2 separate regions of the Homo sapiens genome follow, and region 1 is linked to region 2. Evidence: chromatin loops called from intact Hi-C (ENCODE). Cell type or tissue: GM12878. All regions are shown on one strand. Links, peaks and the distances in the headings refer to the core of each region. The heading gives the core; the rest is flanking DNA.

What was found. Peaks named below come from ENCODE experiments on the same cell type or tissue, not always from the same donor. Only the 100,000 strongest peaks of a DNase experiment are listed, where the experiment ranks them.
Region 1: a loop joins it to region 2, with 5 times the contacts of the local background. A loop is called at or near these places in 12 of 110 quality-filtered maps.

What each region holds. Positions count from the first base shown.
Region 1 is chr3:4,403,390-4,414,460 of GRCh38, forward strand. SUMF1 (sulfatase modifying factor 1) reads right to left here. Exons shown (of 9, transcript NM_182760.4): 7 at 7,476-7,589. Among named protein-coding and RNA genes, the nearest start is that of SUMF1, 58 kb to the right of the region's middle. In GM12878, for the core only: no CTCF peak of the experiment used is centred there; no DNase peak of the experiment used is centred there; H3K27ac peaks cover 225 bases.
Region 2 is chr3:4,504,025-4,515,095 of GRCh38, forward strand. All of the region lies in intron 2 of ITPR1 (inositol 1,4,5-trisphosphate receptor type 1), which reads left to right. Among named protein-coding and RNA genes, the nearest start is that of ITPR1, 16 kb to the left of the region's middle. RefSeq lists enhancers at 273-412, 423-472, 633-722, 10,104-10,616. In GM12878, for the core only: no CTCF peak of the experiment used is centred there; DNase peaks (open chromatin) are centred at 3,247 and 4,197; H3K4me3 peaks cover 2,471 bases; H3K27ac peaks cover 1,954 bases.

The DNA of each region.
Region 1 (11,071 bases), core at 1,186-9,185, 100 kb before region 2:
TGCTGTGTATAATTCTGGGTGTCCATTTATAAAAAAGGACATTTTCCCCCAATTCATGTTATTCAGAGGAATGTAACTGGGTTGCCCTGAATTGCAAACCCAGTTATCCCAGGTGCAGCAGAAGAATGGGAATGCTTATCTAGAAACAGAAAGATGGGTGGGGCAGGGGAGACGCGACAACTGTTCTTAGGTATCTGAAGAGCTTGTCTGTACAAGGCAGAAGGAAGATACATTCTTATTCTCAGCAACAGCAGAATGAGGGCCACTGAGTTGACACTTCAAGGAGGATTTGAGTTGGACAGAGGAAACTTCAGTGAGAACATCTGACAATGCAGTAAGTTGCCCCAAGTGTTGGAGAGTTACTGTTCACCAAGAAGCTTTTAGCAAGAGGCTGCAGGACCACAGCTGTCAGGGGTATCAAAGAAGGAATTCCCACAGGGGGAGAGGTTAGAGGAGGTTTCCATTTCCCACCTTTCAGATCCACTGACCCTCCAAACTAAGGAGGCCATGGTACATTTTGGTGTTCTGCTCTCTTTGCTCAGGAAGAATCAGTAGTTGTAACATGAGGCTCTGAGGGTCATTTTGTCCTGAAGTGGAAACAAACGGTATTTCTAACATTGTCCAAATGGTAACTGGAATTAGAATTCGCTCTTTTCAAGCAAGAAGCATATGTCTGGATAACGTGTTTGAAATGTGTCTGCAGGATCTAAATATCTGAACCATACATTTGAGTTTATTTCTATTTCTCAATAGTTCTATTTTACTGGATGAAGAACCTTGCAACTGATCCACAGTGAAAAATTACAATGAGTAAACATTAGTACTTCCTCCAGAAGACATTCATCTTCCACTAGGGAGAAGGAGATAAAATTATTTTCCCAAGCATAGTCCCAAAAGGCTGATATTTTGATCACCTTGCTTTCCCCTTGGCACTTACTCTGTATAACTTGTAGCTGTATTAAATTTATTATCAGGTGAACTTCATTATCACTTTCGTGCTTTTTTTCATTTTGAACATTAGGTTAGTTCTCTATCAAACTGATTTATTCATGTCCTCAGAATGTCCTGATTAAAAACATGTGAGTGGGCCAGGTGCAGTGGCTCATGCCTGTAATCCTAGTACTTTGGAAGGCTGAGGCGGGTGAATCACCTGATGTCAGGAGTTCGAGACCAACCTGACCAACATGGCGAAACCCCGTCTCGACTGAAAATACAAAATTAGCCAGGCGTGGTGACACATGGCACATGCCCGTAATCCCAGCTACTTGCGAGGCTGAGGCAGGAGAATCGCTTGAACCCAGGAGGTGGAGGTTGCAGTGAGCTGAGATAGTGCCATTGCACTCCAGTCTGGGCAACAAGAACGAAACTCCGTCTCAAAAACTCAAAACAAAACAAAACAAAAAACACATGAGTGAAGGTCTTATAGCAGCGAAAAATTCTCAATCAACTTCCTCCCCCAGCCCCCAGCACATACTAGGTACTCAATGAATGCTTGCTTGAAATGATGAGGCTGTTGATGGGACCATCAATGGGTATGAAAGTCTTAACTAAGGAGAAAGATGATATGATATTTACCGGTTTTTGCCAGACTGAGAAAATGGCAGTCTCATCGCCTGGGCAGAGGAGGATCAGGAGGCAAGCTAAGTAACAGTCTCATGTTTCTGTTGCACACTGAGACACAGTGGTGGGAGGCCAGAGGATCACAGGGAAGGGGAACAATCAAGTGTGGAGTTTAGAGGATCTAAAAAACTACTGTGAGTCCATGCCCTAAGTCCTATCATGCAATGGCAAAGAAGTATCTGAGTGGGGTCAACAAGTGTGGCATCTGCAAGCATGAGTATACATGCTAATCTCTGGCCAGAGAACTGGTATGTGCCCCAAATGTACTTAATGTGCTATGTGTGGATAGGCAAGAGCTCAGAGGGGTGGCCTCTGCACACCACAGGAGACAGACAAGGAGGGCTTATCCCAGGTCAATTCTATTTTTTGTGTGTATTTTGTTTGTTTTATTTTTTGAGACTGGGTCTGGCTCTGTCACCAAGGCTAGAGGGCAGTGGTGTGATCTCAGCTCACTGCAACCTCTGCCTCCCAGGCTCAAGCCATTCTCCCACCTCAATCTGCCGGGTAGCTGGGACTACAGGCATGTGCCACCATGCCCAGCTAACTTTTTGTGTTTTTTGTAAAGATGAGATTTTGCCATGTTGCCCAGGCTGGTCTCAAACTCCTGAGCTCAAGCGATCCTCCCACCTCAGCCTCCCAGAGTGCTGGGATTACAGGCATGAGCCACTGCACCCAGCATATCCGAGGTCAATTCCATACATCAAACAACCCTGAGAAACAGAGGACACTTTCCAAAATGTGTCTAGAGCTATACAATCTATTAGACAATCAAATTCCACATTAACAGAAGCAAAACAAACTGAATCTCTGGCTAAAATGTGGTAAGTAGCAGAGATTCATTCAGAGGAGGAATACATTTTGGAAACTTTGATCTGACTGGGCTTTGATGATCCAGGAAGCATAAGCAAAGTTTTCATGGAGAGAATGAGTATGTGATAAGCCAACAAAAGGTAAGGGTAAGAGGAATATCAGCAATCACTATTTATAAATATTGTTTTCTTTCCCTCTGCTTCTTTTTTTCTTTTTTCCCTGCCTCGCCCCACACCGCCCGCCCCATGCTTCTAAAGGCCAGCGTTTCTCATTAACTCGGCTGATGGAAGTAAGCAATATTATAATTAGATAGCCAAAACATAATATAAACAAAAACAGTAAAATAACAACATTCCTCTGAAAGTGATATAAAGTTTGCACATACAATGACAAATTAAATGTCACACAATTTCATCCAGTATAATTATTTCTAATTTGTAGACAAGGAAACTGAAGATATATTCTACATTTAGCAGTAGTCCTTTAATATTAAGTGGCAGAGCTGTAATCCAAGTTACTTTGGTTTATTCCAAAATTAGAGTTCTTTTCCTGACAGCCAAGTGTGATGGCTCACACCTGTAATCCCAGCACTTCGGGAGGCGGAGGCAGGTGGATCACCAGAGGTCAGGAGTTCAAGACCAGCCTAGCCAACATGGTAAAGCCCCGTCTCTACTAAAAATACAAAAAAATTAGCTGGGTGTGGTAGCACGGGCACCTGTAATCCCAGCTATTCGGGAGGCTGAGGCTGAAGAATTGCCTGTACCTGGGAGGCGGAGGTTGCAGTGAGCCAAGACTGTGCCACTGCACTCCATCCTGGGTGACAGAGCAAGCCTCCATCTCAAATAAAACAAAATAAAACAAAAACAAAAGGAGAGTTCTTTCTCTGAGAAAAAGAAGCCACCTAAATGCAATTGTGTCCCTCACAGAGAGGGAAAGATATCACAGATCACCCCATCCTGTCACATCATCAACTGAACAAGTCAGCATGGTACCTTGGTACTGAAAGTGAGTATGCAGATGTGGGAAATTAGAATGTTATATAACCTCTACATATTTCTTTAACTGAAAGCACTACATAGCACCACAGATTAATATCCGTCTCAGACTTAGGCAACTGAAAAGCAAATAACCACAAACTACATTTTCAAAAACCACATTATGATTGGGTTAAGATACATCACAGCACTGGCCATTTACTAGGTTGTATCTGTGAGGAGGGGAATGAGGCCATCTAAATGTGGCACCTCCACAGGACACACACATGGGACACACACACACACACACACACACACACGTTAACACCAAGCTGACCTTTTTTTCCCATGGCCAAATACCTCATCTTCTCTCAGATGTGTACAAAGCACACATGGCTGTTTCCACAACCTGCTTTTGCCATAAATGACTGCCCAATAAAATAAAAACTAATGATTAACTTTTGCTCCCTGGAAATCACTGAAAAAGAAAAATATATTTCCTGAATAGCCTTTGCATACAGGGCACTGACTATTCCCAAGCTCTCTGAAGAAGCTTTAAAATTATTTGCCATTATGAGTTAGTCACAGAACTAACATAAATACATAACACAGAAGAGGTCAGTTCCTGAATTGAAATATTTACTAACCACGTGGATATTTTGGTTGTAAACGTTCCCTGAAAATGTCTCTTCTAACCAGCCTCTGCTTATGGAACACATGGAGTCTGGACAGTCACCAAACTCCCCCAATTCCATATATCTGGAATTGGTATTATTGTAGGGTCAATAATTATATACAGGTTCTTTGCTAAGCACTAGAGATACACAGTCCATTAGGGAAGAAAAGCAAATAAATTAAGATCTCAAAGAGAAATAGGACTTAACCAGACCAGATGAGAACTACCACAGCTGTGAAGAATTGCAGGGCTCAAATCCTAGAGAGGTGAAACTGTTTTCCTTAGAGATCTATTGCCTCAAATGGCAGATGTAAGGCTGAGAAGCTGAGCAGAACTTTCAATAGACTCATGGCCTGAGGATATAAAAAATTGGAGTTTAAGGCCCTCCAAGGTGGAGGATCTATGGTAAAACCCCTAGACTTTTGGTTGGCACCCTGAAGAACTATACCCAGGGGGAACTGGAAATAGACTGGCCATTACAGGGACTGAAGCTCTGCTTCAAATCATCTCAATTCCTGACTAGATTAAAGCTAATCTGAAATAGAAGTTTCTAGAAGCAAAGGTAAATCCTTTCCAGAGACACATCACACTATCTAGATCTCAACCTCCACAATTTTTCACATAAAATGTCTGCTAGTCAGCCAAAACTAACCAGGCATGTGAGAAAACAAGACATGACTGAAAGCCAAGAACAACAGAAACAGATCAACATGGTGGCCAGATATTAGAGTTATCAGACAAACGTTTAAAAATGATGACTGAAAAACACAGTGAAACAGCCCTGCACACTGACCAGAGCACCTTAAATAAAACATATTGACGATATCAAGCATTGATGAGAAGAACAGTTTTTGTTCTTTTTCTTTGGCTAAAAGAGAAAGTAAACACAGTAAACTGTTAACATTATGTAGTAGGTACACAGTTATCTATTACACTATTTTCTGTACTATTCTGAATTTTTGTAACACTTCATAATTAACTGTTTAAAAAAGAAAAAAAAGATGTGGCTAGAGGGATCAGCAAGGGTTAAATTATGTTAGCCTTCAGAAGTCATGTGCAAGAATTTATACTTAATCAGCCAGGTGCAGTGTCCCACATCTGTACTCCCAGCACTTTAGGAGGCCAAGGTGTGAGGATTGCTTGAGGCGAGGAGTTCGAGACCAGCCTGTGTAACAGAGCAAGACCCCATCTCCACAAAAATTAAAAATAAAAGTAACAAGACCTGGCGTGGTGGCTCACACCTGTAATCCCAGAACTTTGGGGGGACAAGGCGGGTAGATCACCTGAGGTCAGGTGTTTGAGACCAGTCTGGCCAAAATGGCGAAACCCCGTTTCTACTAAAAATACAAAAATTAGCTGGGGGGCACCTGTAATCCCAGCTACTTGGGAGGCTGAGGCATGAGAATCGATTGAACACGGGAGGCAGAGGCTGCAGTGAGCTGAGATCACGCCACTGCACTCCAGCCTGAGGGATAGAGCGAGACTCTCTCAAAAAATAAAAATTAAAAAAAAAGATAAAAGTAATTAAGTTTTTAAAAAATATTTTACACTTTATTCTTTGGATAATAAGAAGGCATTAAAGGATTTTAAACAGGGGAGTGACCTCATGTGACTTGCTCTCTATATAGATCAGTCTAGTCACAATGTGGCAAAGAGAGGGAAGGCAGGGAGCCCTCTGGGAGGCTGCTGCAGTAACCCAGATGAGGGATGATCATGGCTTTTCTGCTGGCAATGAAGAAAAGCTATAAAGACCTGAATTATGGAGTATGAATTGTCTAAGGATTTGGGGTTTAGTTCTCAAAACTGTTAAATTATATCCCAGTCAAATGAGGAAGCAAAGGAGGCCACTGGGACAAAGAGAAACCTAAAATGAGAACAATTTCATTAGAGCAAGGGCAACATCCAGGATAAAGCCTGGGATTGGTGAAAAGAAAAATGTGAATTTTTCTGTAAATCCTTAGAAGAAACACAAGTAGCTCTAAAACTGAAAGCTAACAAGCGCTCAGCTCCACACCAGATGGTCAGATAGATACATTCACAACTTGCCAGCATTCTAAGGCCTTGTGCACCCCCTTCCAAGCATGCAGATGCTTTTATCTGAGATGAAAAAAATTCTATTTCTGATTCTGACAGCAAATGCCAAGTCACATCTTGCCGGTAGAGAATGACATCTCCCAACCACAAACCCACCTAGAATTTTACAACCTTATTCTCATTTTGACCACTACTTCCACCAGCCCCGCTGGAAAGTAAAAGAAACTGAGGAGGGATGACGGCTTCTAAAGAACTCAGCTTTTTTATCTGCAGCCCTCAAAAAGTAGATCTGTTTTCTCTAGATTATTCATGAGCAGCCCATGTGTTATTCTGTGAAGAAAAATTAAGCATATCCAACAACTTTATTCCCGTATTCTGAAAAATGAGCCTCAGGCAGAGTCTATTTCTTCAATTGCTCTGTAATCCTATATTGAGAAGATATTGAAGAATTAATTTTCTTTATCATTACCCTTTGAGCCTTTTCAAAAAGTTCAGGTTTAAAATTAAGCACATCAAGTAACCAGTCTAGCTAGTTTGGTTATAAATATACATTCTTGGAACTGACTTATGAATGACTACTTTGCTAGAGATGGGATTTTGCATGATATTCTCCCCCCCAATCTGTTCACACCATAAAAAATATTCAGAGATGTTCTTTTTAAAGGAAGCACTTTCCACACACATGTCCATGTAGTGTCTCAATTTGTATACATTCTGCTGGGGTAGCTTGGTTTTAGAGGCAGGGTAGTATACTATTTGCATTCAACATTTTTCACATGCCAGAATAAGTAAAACTTGGACAAACATGGTTGCCTTCTGTTCCTAAGTTATAAGGTGCATCGGTCTGACATACTAAGAGGTTCAGGAATTAATCACTAAATGACACAACTTCCTGCTTCAACATTTAACCAGAAAACACCCTTTCTCTTTCTCTCCAAACAATGCTGCTGAATCAAAATTTCAACCCATCAGAACTCAGGCAACTAGAGGCATGATAAATACCACCTAGCAGATCTTAATAGTTCATAATAAAACAGTAATAAACTTTATAGTTATTTATATATCATGCATGCTTTGATCAAATTTACGAGACTGAATACAATTTCTAAAGTTATAGGCAGATTTCCTCAAATAGTTATCACCATCACAATCCAGGAAAAGATAACATGCTCACAGACATTTTTACAAAATGCTCTGAGGTTGAAATAAGAAACATGCGCTTAATGTGCCTTTAGGGAAATCCCAAGATTAATTTCCAGAGTATGTAAATACCCCTCGGAAACACATGACAGCCTGGCTGCAGACTGCCCAGAGGACAGATGCCACCATTCCAAGACACATGCTCTGTGAATAATACTCACTGGGTTAAGCGTTTCTTCAACAGAATGATGAACAGTCCACCAGTCTGAAGTCCATTCCCATGCGTTCCCCACTATGTTGTATAAGCCATAACCATTGGGAGGGAAGGCATCAACCTAAAAACAAAGACAGGAAAAATGCTGTCAAACTATTCACCTGGTTTAAAAAACATCTTCAGTGCAGAAATGCAGCAAGAGCTTTAATTTCAGAGTATGAATGTTGGGTTTTATTCCAACAGTCAAAGTACAATTTGACCAACATAAAGACAAAGAAAGGGGCATTTTTTTTTTGGCTTTGAGCTCTTAGAGGAATTCAGAAACCTAAAGAGAGTTCATATTAAATGGTATGAAAGTCAGAGAAATTATTCCTAATAGAGTTACTAATATTATCATCAATCAAAAATTTGTGTCAAACATTGGGTGAGTAGGGAGAGGATAGATGATACTTAGACTTTCAAAATCATTCACAGGAAAATCCCATTGGACCCAATATGAGTCTTGTCATCACAGCTCAGCTTTCCTGGCCACACAATGTCTTTCAGCACTGAGCGACCCCAAGTCAGTTAGCTCTGTCCTCTCCACAAGTTTCTGCCAACTCATCATCTTACCTTAAGCCTCAAAACTTAAGGGGATTTCTTTTTATAAAGAAAATGTGAATCCATTATCAAGTGTATTGGTAATACAGGGTTTTCAGTCTCTGAAACCTGAGTCTGAGGCAAACAGTATGCATTCTTCAGCAGAAAATTATACATTTCAAAGGCAGGTCAGACAGTCTGCCACATAATACTGTCACAAACACAGGACCAAAGTGCAGAGTTTTTATAAAAGGGGGGAGAGCAGGAGGAAAAAAAAAAAAAAAAAACTTTAACTGAACAATAATAAATGCAGAATAGTTTTGCTGGCTTAATGGCTTAACATTTTTCCCAACATTTTAAAATGGAAATTCTCAAACATAAAGAAAAATTTCATTTTTAAAATGAAAAAAATATATATGTATATCAAGTAATCCTTGGGGGTTTAAAAATCTTTTTGTAAATCCATGCTTTTTCCAGACTAAATGAAGTAGAATGGAAGGAATGAATAAACTAAAATTCATTCCCTGTGGCTTCAGATGGTTTCACATCTACCCATGAATATGGAAGCATCTGATGCTTGGGCAATTCAGAGCACTCCAATCAAAGTCACGAAGCTAGTGTGAAAAGAACTTAATCTGGATGAGTTGGAAAGCTGAAAATTCTCACCACACTGCTTCCAAAATCAGCAATCATTATGGAAACAGCAGTATTTATTCATTGATTCATTCAGTAATTCCATGCACAGTGACTAAAGACAGTGAGGGCTTCAATAACAAATAATGAATGACCTCAACTAGTTTAATGAGGGAGAAAAAAAGAATATACCCAAAACTCAAAATCCAACTCTGAAATGCAGAATGGGATGAGTAGGGTAAGAGAGGGAAATAAAATGTCAGAGAAACTCGCAAGAGAGAGAAGCTTCTGGCTGAAGGCATTCTCCTTTACAAAAGTAGAGTTGTCTGGGCAGATTTCAAATAGGGCTCAGAGTTCAAAAGAGAACGAAGAGGCCACAGGCATAAACAACTTTTTCAACAATTTGGAGATGATCAAAAAGAGCATGGTAGAGTAATAGCTGGGAGAGGTAGGAAGGAAAAGAAGAAATTCAGTTATTTCAGGAATACAAGGAAAGGAGCCAGAGGAGCAAGTGCGGTTAAAAGATGAAACAGGCCAGGTGCCGTGGCTCATGCCTGTAATCCTAGCACTTTGGGAGGCCAAGGTGAGCAGATCACCTGGGGTCAAGAGTTCAAGACTAGCCTGGCCAACATGGTCAAACCCTGTCTCTACTAAAAATACCAAAAAAATTAGCCAGGCAGGTGCATGGTGCACGCCTGTAATCCCAGCTACTCAGGAGGCTGAGGTAGGAGAATTGCTAAACCCAGGAGGCAGAGGTTGCAGTGAGCCAAGATGGCACCACTGCACTCCAGGCTGGGTGACACAGCGAGATTACGTCTCAAACAAACAAACAAAAACAGATGAAACAAACACTGGAGGAAGGAATCATTTTCCAGACTTATAGAGCACAGGTGGAGGTGCTCTCAAATCAGTCTGCCTGAGGTCCTATGTGTGCATCAATACTATTTTTTTTTTAGACAGGGTCTTGCTCTGTCACCCAGACTGGAGTACAGTGATGCAATCACAGCTCACTGCAACCTCAACGTCCCAGGCTCAAGCGATCCTCTCAGCTCAGCCTCCCGAGTAGCTGGGACCACAGGTGTGCACCACCACAACCGACTAATTTTTGGAATTTTTTGTAGACATGGGGTCTCCTCATGTTGCCCAGGCTGGTCTTGAACTCTTAGGCTCAAACAAACCTCTTGTCTCAGCCTTCCGAAGTGCTGGGATTATAAGCATGAGGCACCAGACCCAGTGACACCAACAGTTAACAGCTAACACTAGGCAAGCAACTTAACCTATATGGGTGCTATTTTGTCTGTAAAATGGGAAAAATAATAGTACCTACTCAAGGGTTTGGGTATTTTTTTCTTTACCCACCTTAAATAATTTGATGTTTAAGTGAAGTAGAATGTGGAGGTCACCACCCCTAAAATTACCATAGGTGAGTATGCCACTAAGGAAAATAAAAATGTTAACTGCCTGCTATTAAACCAATCTACTAACTAAAGCTTCCTCTCAGGAACCTCAAAAGCAAACAAATGTATATGAGAATACTCCTGGCACATTTTCAGATGAATAAGCTGATATGCGTTAAAGCCAAAATTAATCATTGTGTAACAAGCAGAATGGCAAAATGTAAATTCTTTAGTCTCACTGTGGTCAAAATAGTTTGCTCAGTATAAAATCAGGTCTAGCTGGGTGTGGTGGTTCATGCCAGTAATCCCAGCACTTTGGGAGGCTGAGGAAAAAGGATAGCTTGAGGACAGGAGTTCAAGACCAATCTGGGAAACACAATGAGACCTCACCTCCACAAAAAAAAAATTTTTTTTTAAGATAGAGTCTCACTCTGTCACCCAGGCTGGAGTGCAGTGGCCTGATCTTGGCTCACTGCAATCTCTGCCTCCTGGGTTCAAGCAATTCTCCTGCCTCAGCCTCCTGAGTAGCTGGGATTACAGGTGCATGCTGCCACGCCCGGCTAATTTTTCTGTATTTTAGTAGAGACGGGGTTTCACTGTGTTTCCCAGTCTGGTCTCAAAATCCTGAGCTCAGGCAATCCACCTGCCTCAGACTCCCAAAGTGCTGGGATTACAGGCATGAGCCACCGCACCTGGCCCCAAACAAATTTTTAAATTAGCTGGGCATGATGGTGTGCACCTGTAGTCCCAGCTACTTGGAAGGCTGGGGTGGAAAAATCACTTGAGCCCAGGAGGCTGAGGTTGCAGTAAGCTGTGATCATGCCACTGCACTCCAGCCTGGGCAACAGAGCAGGACCCTGTCTCAAATAAATAAAATGAGACCTGAAATAATAAATACATGAAATATCAGGTCAGGGAGCTATTTCCCTGTAGTCCATCTCATTATCAAAGTTAAATTCCTGCTCCAGTTGACCAGAGCATGTGGACACAAAAG
Region 2 (11,071 bases), core at 1,115-9,114:
GCCTCAGGTTTGTTTTTTCTACCCGTAAATTAAAGAGTTTTAGCTAAATGCCCTCCACTCACCAAATCTGCAGCTCTTTGCCTTGGAAATATTGAGCTTTTGGTTGGCTTCTCTTACTTTGGCCTTGAAGAATAGAAGCCATGAGACCAAATGTCAGTGCGGGCATCTTTTTTTGAGAAATAACTTTGTAGATATTGTACCTGGTTGGGGAAAAGGTTATTTAGCAGACATGTCTGAAAAAGCGAGTAGGTTTATTTTTGTGTGTGTATGTGTGTTGCGGCGGGGGGAATGGAGAATGAGCAACGTTGTATTATACTAGAGAATCACTCCTCTGAACTTCAGATTTACAGCTGCTGTTTCTGGGAGGCCATGAAGGGCCTTGCTTAAAGATGAAACTTCTGAGTTGGTGACTTCCTTTGGGACTGCCTGAAAACGAAAGCATAATACAATTTTCTATGCTCCCAGAGAAGTGCTTTTTGCAAGAGAATAAATTATCTGATGATGGGGACATGCTGCATTTCTGAGGACGATCTGATTAGCAGCTAATGGGACAAGAAGGCAAGGAGGGGGAGCTGTGTGAAAACGTGTGGGGAGGAGGGTGGCATTATGTCCAAGTCAAAAATGTGCTGTTCCTCCTCATTTCACAATAAAGATGATATCGCCAAGCATCTTTGCTCAAAGGAAGTCCAAAATTAACCCTGAGTGCCCAGGAACAGGAGCAGAGACTGTTGTAAAGGGAGCCTTTTTCTCCCTCTTGAAAAAGTCAACCGTAAATGCGTTAGGTTTTCTCTACCTCGTATTTACAGCCATATTACCATATATGTACCTGGGTGAGGGCATCGCAGGGAGACTTGTGCTCACTCTGTAGGGAGTTTCCTTGGCCTCTTGCCAGGAGATTGATCAAATGCCAGCACCTCTTCCTTTTTCTGGGCATACTCCTTTTTTTTTTTTTCCTGTGAAAGACCTCATGGTTTGCCAGGCTCGGCCCATCGTTAACCTGCCCTGCTGGGTGCTGCTTGACCTAAAAAGTGAAACGGTGCCTTTTTGTCTTCGTCCTTATCCTCGGTTCTGAGGGGCCAACTGCCTTATGGCCTCTTGGCTTGCCAGGTGCTTTGAGCAAAAGCCCTGTGTGTAAGCCCCTCTCTTTGCTGCCTAACTTTAAAGGAAGCTTTTTTCCCCTTGTTTTTGAGAAGGAGTCTCATCTGTCGCCCAGGCTGGAGTGCAGTGGCATGATCTCAGCCCACTGCAACCTCCACCTCATAGGTTCATGCGATTCTCCTGCCTTGGCCTCCCAAGTAGCTGGGACTACAAGCACAAGCCACCACGCCTGGCTAATTTTTGTATTCTTAGTAAAGACGGGGTTTCGCCATGTTGGCCAGGATGGTCTCAAACTCCTGACCTCAAGTGATCCACCCACCTTGGCCTCCCAAAGTGTTGGGATGACAGGCATGAGTCACTGTGCCTGGCCTAAAGGAAGCTTTTTGATTTTTATTATTTTTAAAGCAAGCAGCAAGAAAACCAGCACCAAAGGACGTTGGCAAGGGCCTTTTGTTTTTTAGGAGGTGGAGGTAGTGTGGATATGCCAAGAAAGAATGGGGAAGGCTGATGGACTTGTTGTTGGCTCCATTTTTTAGCAGAAGAATGACTGTCCAAATGCAGGTGCTTTGGGGCTAGGTGGCAAAGCTTGACGACTGGAGGATAGACGCAAAGGGTGCTGTGTGAGTGAGATGCTGGCATTCACTCCTCACCTGGCTGTGCTTTGGTGGTTCTGGTTTTATTAGGAATAGTGGGGAAAACATTGTTGGAGTTGGCATTGACATGTTGAGGTCAGTACATCTCATGTGTCCCTTTTGTATATTCACTTGTCATTTGGACTTTGCTGTTTGGCAGAGCTGATCCTCTGCTGATTATAAGCCTAAGAAGTTTAGAAAGAGTAGTTTATGAGAATAGAAAATAGAACAGATTAGAAAGTAGAATTATAACAGCCAATAGGAATGCTTCCTCCGTCCCCCTTTCTCTGTGCTAAGTAAGCATATTTTCTTTTTCACAATTAATTGTCAACATAACTATGAGATAAGCCCTCATTATCCCCATTCTGCAGATGAGGAAATTGAGGGCCAGATAAGGGAGGTAACTTGATTGACTTCCCATTACATTTAGAATAGAAGGCCAACTTTTTACCCTGGCTTGTGAAGTCCTACTGGCTCTATCTTCTCTACCCTGTCTTTAGCCTGTACTTTCTTCCTTTCCCCATTAATGCTGCAGACATTGGGCTGGCTTTCTGTTTCTGGAATTTGCTAAGCTCTTTTCTGCTTTATGGCCTTTGTACTAGCCGTTTACTCTACCTAAAATGCTCTTCCGCCTGATTTTTTTTTGCATGACTGCCTCTATCTTGACTTTCAGGTCTTCGCTTAAACATCTCATCTTGTTTTTTCTGACCAGCCAAAATTGCATTGTCACTTAATCATATCACCAGTTTTAATTTTTTGCATATACTCATCACTATCTGATTTGTCTTGCTTGTTTTATCTGTTTGTTTCCTGTCTGTCTGCCCTCACTAGAATATAGGTATCACGGGAGCAGGGACCTTGTATGTCTTGCTTTGATCTGTATCCCCAGTACCTAGTATAGGGGTGGCATATAGTAGGTATCAATAAATATGTTCGATAAGAAGGAAGATTTAAGTTTCACATGGAACAGTTCACTTTCTAGAGCCCTGGCTGTTCAGTTTTATATTTTGCATTTTCATCCTGTTATATAAAGTTTCCAAACTTATACAGTGAGAGTCCTAAGCACACAGTCATTGCCAGGACAACTCTTAAAGAAAAGTTTATGGCAGCAGTTTTCAAACTTCTGGCTCTCAGGAGCTCTTTTCATGCCTAAAAACAATTCAGGACCCTAAAGAACTGTTGATGTGAGTTACATCTGTCTGTATTTACAATGTTAGAAATTAACACTGAGAAAATGAACACTGAAAAAATATTTTTAAAAACCAATTACACATTAACGTATTGACATATTTTTAATGAACAATAAGAATATTTTCCCAAACAAAAATTTTGAGAAGAGTAGCAATTTTTTTTTTTTTTTTTTGCGAATCACTTTGAGGTCTGGTTTCACAGAACATAGCCGGATTCACAGATCATATATCTGTTTCTGTCTTCAGTCTGTTGTTACATCATGTGCCTTGCAGCCTCTGGAAAACTTCACTGTACATGTGTGAGAGACTGAGTGAAAATGAAAATAATGCCCCAATGTTATTGTGAAATAGTTTTGACCTTGAAGTTTCCCTGACCCTTGGGCCACCAGCTCCTAGAGTACATAGGTAATTTGAAATGTGGGGTTGTGGCATGGAACATTAGAGAGAGGGAGAAATTGAAGGCTTAAGTGACAGGGTGCAATTGACCATCTCTAAGTCTGGGTATTGTATGAGATCTTTCTGTTCAGAAAAAAATGCATGGGGATACTTTTCAGTTGTTTTTGTGAAACAAAATTGCTTCCTAAAGTTCCTCCTGAAATGCAAAGAAACGCTGAGAATGTGGAAGCTAGTGGTACTTGTCCTACGTTCATCTTTTTCTTATGAGCAAGATTATACCAAGCAGTCCAGAAGTTCTGCAGTGGGATGGGTCATTAAAAAATTATAAAGCATAGGTTCCTCTCTGTGTCTGAGAATAGCAGCTTCAAGTGTAACTTCCTTTATAACTGTTAGTCTCCAACACTTACTTTGTTCTTTTTGTAGCTTTTGGCCTCAGATGAAGTTGTGTCCTACAATAGAAATTAGATTGATGCTTATTGCTCTTAGGTTCTGTCATAACTGGTGTTTAAGGAACCAGGATAGAAGCTTTTAATAATAGATGAGCTATATTCTGTGCTAGCCAGCTTCACTGTTTAAGGAGGTTAAATGATTACAAATTCAGGCTTCTGGGGAGTGTTTTGCGTGTGTCTTGGGTCAGTGATATATAAGATTTTCACTGTTAAGGTAATTGTGTGGTAAAATACAGAGGAGCTTGGTCATCAGGAAATTAATGGTGCACTGTGGGGACGAGGCGAGGGGTTGCAGGCAGGCAGGGGATCCAAAGTACCTGACTCTCATGCTCAGAAGGGTTTCATTTAAGGTCAGACTGTCAGTGGGACTACCCTGCCACCCGATTACTGAAAGTCAGACTGTTCAGCCCCAGTGGCCAGGTGGCTTCATCTTAATTAAACGTAGGAGGCTTGCCTTTGTGTCTTGGTAAAAACTGGCAGGTCTGTGGTTTTGGGGTCCCTTAACTAGTATAAAGTCAATTTCTCATTTCCTCCCAAGCCTGTCCACCCTTGAAGATTAAGTGATCCCTTAGGTAACTTATTGGTTAATGAAGTGTTCTACTTTAGTCTCAGTTTCAGGAGTTGTTAACTTTTAAATTCGGAATTCTGTGTAGGCGAAAATCAAGGTTTTTTTTTTTTTTTTTTTTTAAATGAATGTAATGCAATTAGTTAAGTGTGTGCAGGAGAACTAATAGATGGAAAAATTTCAATAAGTGAGTTTTCTGCCACAGTCAAATGAGTGAGTTTTCTATCACACTAAAAGCTTTTAGAAAAAAAAAAATTCCAAACCTATCTTGAGCTGCTGCTTAAAATTAAATGAACATATTTCTTTTTTAGTGAGGTTGTGCTTTGGCCTGTTTTAACACCAGAGTGGAAGAGGTTCTAAATACTGAATTACTATCCCTTTGAAGAGGTTTCCACCACCCCCACTGCCAGCAGGGGACCTAGATTGATGTTAGAAGGCGGGGGAGTTGAGTTGAGGTCTGGCCAGCTTTGGTATTGTGAGTTTGGGTACTGAAAAACAACAGTACTTTGGAGATGCTGTCCAAGTATCAGCCACCTCGTGGGCTTACAGAGGATTTAAACATTTCTGGGATCTTTGTTTCTCCAGATGTATTTCCTAGAGTATTGACCAGGTAAGCAACATTCATCAAGTAGAGGAATCACAGGACAGAGGTGAGTGAAGACTTTGAAGGAACAAAAACGAATGTTTTCATTTCAGACTCATTCAGACATACAGAAAGTGAGCATAAAGGGCCAAGTATTGTGTTGACCACTTTATGTGGATTATTTGGTTTACTCCTCACAATGACCCTGAGAAATATGAAAGGTTGCCCCCTTTTTTACAGATAAGAGAGCTGAGGTTCAGAGAAGTTATGGAAGTTGCTTAAGGACACACAGCTGGTAATTTATGAGGCTGGAATTCAGACTCACATATTCTGAGTCTGTTTCCAAGTGTACACTCTTGTCAGTACTCCAAGCCATTTTGGACATGTGGAGGGGATGGTCAATGGGGATAAAAGTTAGAGTATCTTTCCAGGGATAAAAGTTAGATATTTTGTTTCTTGCTTCCAAATTTCTCATAGAAATCTATTGAAAAGGGCCAAGTAGGTTTCTGTTCTTGATCTAACACTGTAAATTTGGCTTTAATTTGTTTTGGAGAGCAGTCATCTAAAAAACAAACCAGGTGTGGTGGCTCATGCCTGTAATTCCAGCACTTTGAGAGGCTGAAGCAGGAGGATTACTTGAGGCCAGAGTTCAAGACCAACCTGGGCACCATAGTGAGACCTTGTCTCTACAAAAATAAGAATGAAAAAACTTAGCCAGACATGGTGGTACGCACCGGTAGTTCTAGCTACTCAGGAGGCTGAGGTGGGAGGATCACTTGAGCCTGGGAGGTCAAGGCTGCAGTGAGCTATGATTGCACCACTACCTTCCAGCCTGGGTGACAGAGTGAGACCATAACTCTAAAAAACAAAACCAGTATAAACTCTTCTAGGCAGCAGATACAATAGCACTAAAGTGACATTGAACCCATATTTGACTGCTTGCTCTATCCCAGGTACTACCAGGTACTAGGATGCAACAGGAAAGAAGACAACTGAGGTTCTTGCCCTCATGAGCTTGCAGTCTAGTGGAGAAGACAAACAAACAAGTGAATAAGCAATGTTAGGACAGTGGTAGTGGACCCAGGTTGCTGTATAGAAGAGTATGTTGGAAACGTATAACCCAGATCTGGGAGGTCGGAGAGGGCTTCCCAGAGGTGGAGACATCAAACTGGGGCTGTGAAGGTGAGTGGGAGTTAGCCACAAGTGGTGGTGGGAGAGGGAGGGAGATGTCTCAGGCTGAGAGACAGCATGTGCAAAGGCCCAGGGAACAGAGCATGGTGGGGGCCCTGGAAAAAAAATCATTATGGCTGGAGTATGGAGAGCAGGGCTCAAGGTAGGCAGGGCTAGATCATGAAGAGCTCCAAAGAGATGTTGGAAGGTTTTAAGCAGGGAAATGATATGGTCTGATTTATGTTTCTAAAATATCATGCTGGATGTTGTATGCCGAATAGATTGAGGAGGAAAGACAGATTCAGAGAAACGAGTAGGAAGGCCTTAGGGAGTCCAGTTGAGAAATGATACTGGCTGAGACTCAGGTTAGCAGGGGCAAGGGAACTAGAAGAATCAAGAGATATAGTAAAGCTTAAAGTCAGCAAAAATTGATGCTGGATTAGACTTTTTCATTCATTTATTCAACAGGTATTTACTGAATACCTACTATGTGCTAGGCATTGGTGTTTGGAATACAGTTGTGTATAAAACACATCACACACAGATCTCTAGAATACAGCATGTGCCTTGTACGGTGTCAGACAGGAATTGCACAAGTAAATGTGAACTTGTAACTGAGATGAAGGCTGGGAAGTAGAGATCCATGGTGTAGAGTTTATAAGAGTGGAATTTAACTTCATCTGAGGGGATGGGGAAGATTTTCTGGTGGAAATGGTAGTTGAATTCAGAGCTGGAGGGTGACTTGGCTATAATTAGAGCAAGGGGTGGGGTAGGGACGAGAGTGTTGTGGGCTTGAGAAAACAGCACAGGCAAGGGCCCTGTGGCAGGGAACATGAGAGAGGGAGGACTGGAGGAGCCACCAGGCTTTGCTGGTGGTCACTGAGAAATGGCTATGAAGGAGGAACAGGTTGGGCAGGCAGGTAAATTCTTTTTGGTACATTGAGATGCCGTGAGCCGCTAGGAGCAAAACTCTAGTAGCTGTGGGACATGAGAGACAGATTTGGGAATCCTCTTCACGTAACAGTGACTGGAGCCAGCAGAGTGGACGAGAAGACCAGGAAAGGTATAGAGAAGGCAGAGAGCAATACAGACGCTGAAGAGCAGCTCTGGCTTCTCTTCCCCAAGGAGATCTTTCTGCATTTATTTTTTTCTTTATTTGCACTTTTCTTGGGAATAGAATCAAATCTTCCCTGCCCCCCCTTTTTTTTTACGCACAGCTCAGGGAGCAATTTCAATAGAGGGCAAAGGGAAGCTCAGCCAGAGGGTGGTGTCAGGCTCAACAAAGCTGCCACAGCCTCCCTCTGCAAGAGTGTCTCCCAGAGGCAGTGATCTACCTTTCTTTGCCTTGGCCAAAGCCACCCTGGAAGAATCCTGTTTTAACAGGTGCTTGCACCCATCAGAATGGTGGTGGGTGGCGGTCTGATAGTACTATTATATATTGGTGGCATGCCTACTTCACGCCAGATGCTTTGCTGAGTGTTTATAAATACCGTCTTGCTGAACCTTATGTCAGCTTGCTGAGGTAGGTGCTCTTATTCTCCCCATTTTACAGCTGGGAAAAGTGAGGCTTAGGGAAGTTCTGGAACTTGCCTGAAGTTCTTCAGTGAGTAAGTGGCAGAGCTGGGGTTTGAACCTGGGCACTTTGACTCTGGAGCCTCAGCTCCTGCCTGCCATGGGCTGAGAGGTGCTTTTGAGGTCATTCTGCGTCAGGAATTGCGGGGAGGATGGTGATGCTTTGTGAAAAGAAGCAAAGCCTTAAGGAGAAATAATCTAGATAGCATTCACATATGCAGAGGTCTTAGATGCTTCAGAGGGCAGATGAATAGCAAAAGTTCTGGGAGGCGGCTATCCTTTGTGGGGCTAAGGGAGGGGACAGGAGTAATTGTTTTATTTTTTCACAGGCAGGGTCTTGCTCTGTTGCCCAGGCTGGAATGCAGTGGTATGATCACAGCTCACTGCAGCCTGGAGCTCCCAGGCTCAAGTGATCCTCCCAAGTAGCTGGGGTTACAGATGTGTACCACCATGCCCTGATAATGTGTTTTTATTTTTATTTTTTGTAGAAATGGGGTCTGGCTGGTCTCAAACTCCTTGCTTCAAGCCATCCTCCCACCTTGGCTGTTTAAGATGTGATGACAGGCATGAGCCACCGTGCCTGGTTTAGGAGTAATTGTCTGAACAAGGCTGTTTGAACAAAGAATAGGCTCTATTGCCCAGTGAGACCATCCATAGGCAGCGCGATGGGGAGATTTCATTATTGGGTGGGAGGTGGAATTACATGCTTTACAGGGTTCCTTCCAACTTTTATTCCATGATTCTGTGTTTTTTGAAAGGTTAGAATGCTCTGTGGCTGGCAGTTGAGTGTAATTCGCTATTGTTCACCTTTTTTCATCAGGGGAATTAGGAAGGATAAATTATCTTCCCTGAAGTAAAATCTGTCATCATGGGTCATATAGGAGTTCATTTGTTATGATACACATCTGATTTTTTAAACAGGGGATCCTTTACTGAGTTTAAATTTTGATGCCCTGGAATCTTTCAGAATTCCACTTATCTCTCGTGGAAGAAAAATAAAAATAACTAGCATAGATTAATTCAAGTATGTCAGCCACTGTACCAGGTGCTTTTCAAGCATTATTTCACCCATTGCTCACCACAGCCTCTTGAAGTTAAATTATCCCCATTTAACAGAGGAGGAAATGAAAGCAGAGAGGTTGTGGTGGGCTCCTAATAACAAGCTAGATGATAATAATAATAATAAGAGCTTAGGGGCAGAGAGCCAGGGTGGAGTGCGGGAGCTGAGCGCCTAAGCCTGCCCTCGTGTATGTCAGGCATGGCTTGTCAGCAGAGCCGAGCCCTCGGTGTCTGTAAGTGTTTGAAGTTCCGCAGCTCCGTGGCAGGTTGGCGCCAGCTCTGTTTTCTCTGAGGTGGTCCTTGTCATGGTGTGAGTGACATAGGAGCCCTGAGTGCAGCTGCTAGAAGTTCACAGGCACAAATGGTCCACGATCAGATAAAGAGGCGGGCTCTCCCACCCAGCTCTGAACAACAGGAAGTCTTCCAGAAGATTGCTCCTAGGCCCATCACTTCTGGGGCGGACTTTCCACCTCCACCCCTCCACACCACAGAGGCCTGTTCTGTTGACTTTCCCGGCCTTTGTTTTTCCTTCCAGGACATCACTGATAATTGCACTAAAACCTATCCTCCTCCCCCCATCTCCTTCCTCCACTTCACTAAGGCGAGGCCGGAGGAGATCTCCAGAGGTTTCTAGCCAGACCAGCAAGCTTTCTGCCCAGTCCTTTGTGAGGGGAATTATCACATGAGACCCCTGGGGAAGGATCTGTCCTCCCCTACTTTTTGGTTGTTTTTAATTGGGACCCCTGGCAGATTGCCCAGAGGATCATTAGCTGTGGTGGGTGGACTGGCCTGTGATTTCAGGGGGAGATGTAAAATGTAGCTAAAGGTTACTTATTCACTTATCTCGGCCACTTAATAAGTATCTTGGTTAGAAGATGCTTAATTTTTTTTCTGACTTATGGAAGTATTACAGAGCCATGGTAGAAAAATTAGAAAACAGAATTGTGCATAAGAAGAAACTCAGTTCTCCATAATCATCCGGAGTATAAGAACATTTAACATTTTAACCTGTGTTCCCAGGATCACTGTTGATAAACACCTCCACTGAAGAATCAGATAGACCTAGGTTGGGTGCGGTGGCTTTTGGCTGTCATCCCATTACTTTGGGAGGCTGAGGCAGGCAGATCACTTGAGGCCAGGAGTTCAAGACCCGCCTGTCCAACATGGCAAAACCCCATCTCTACAAAAAATACAAACGTTTAGCCAGGCATGGCGGTGGGTGCCTGTAATCCCAGCTACTCAGGAGGCTGAGGCGGGAGAATCGCTTGAACCTGGGAGGTGGAGGTTGCAGTGAGCTGAGATTGTGCCACTGCACTCCAGCTTGGGCAACAGAGCAAGACTCTGTCTAAAAAAAAAAAAAAAGTCTGATAGACCTGGGTTGTAACAACCCTGGTCCTCCTGCTTACTAATTTTATGTGATGTGGGGATCTTACCTCTCTGTATTACACCTCAGTGTCTTCAACAACAAAATGGCAATAATGGTAGTTCCTACCTCCTGCTGTGGTCATGAGGATTCACTAAGAGAACATTTGTAAAGCACTCAGCACAATGGTGGGCATGAGAAATCCTTGATAAATGCCAGCTATTATTATCAGAAAAGAAAATAATGCAGAACCGTGCTGTAGGAATGCAATGTCCAGACATCTATTGCAATGATCAGCTGCAAGCAACATGGGGTACATCATGCTTTGTCACTCGAGGACACTGAATTGTCTGCTTCTTCCCATTAAGGGCCTGGAATCTTTCAGTAAGGTATCCAGGTGGCGGTGATGGTTCACAAAACAGCAGGCATTTTCTGGCCTAGTCTCCACTAGGGCTGAATGCTTATCTGAAGGGTGATCCTGAAAGGAGAGCCTTAGTCACACTGGACAAGGCCCTAGTCCTCTTGCGGAGCACATACCTGCTCTTCTGCATTTGGAAATTCCCTGGTGTCCTTTCGGGATGCCAGGGTGTACAGACATAAATTTGGTCTGGTTCAAAATTCAAACAAATTGTCTTCTAATAATTGGTCTTAGAAGTATGCTGACTTCCTGACCCTTTAAGATAAAGCTTTATAATATAAGCGCAGAAGGGAAATATTAATCCCCCTTGATGTTTTCCATTTGTGCCGCCTTTCTGGATGCTGTTTAAAACATTGGTTTGCCTTTAAATATAAAATATGTAGTTACGAAGAATTAAACAATGACTGACATGATTCTAGAGTGGTACTTGGCAAACCGTCCTTCTGTACATTATTTGTGTATCTTCCCTCAAGGTCTAGAGATGCTGGCTCTTTTGTTTGAGAGTTTATTCTGTGTTCTCAGTTGCTGTCTCCCTCTATAAATAAGTTCATGTTTAATGAAATGCTCTTTATCTCT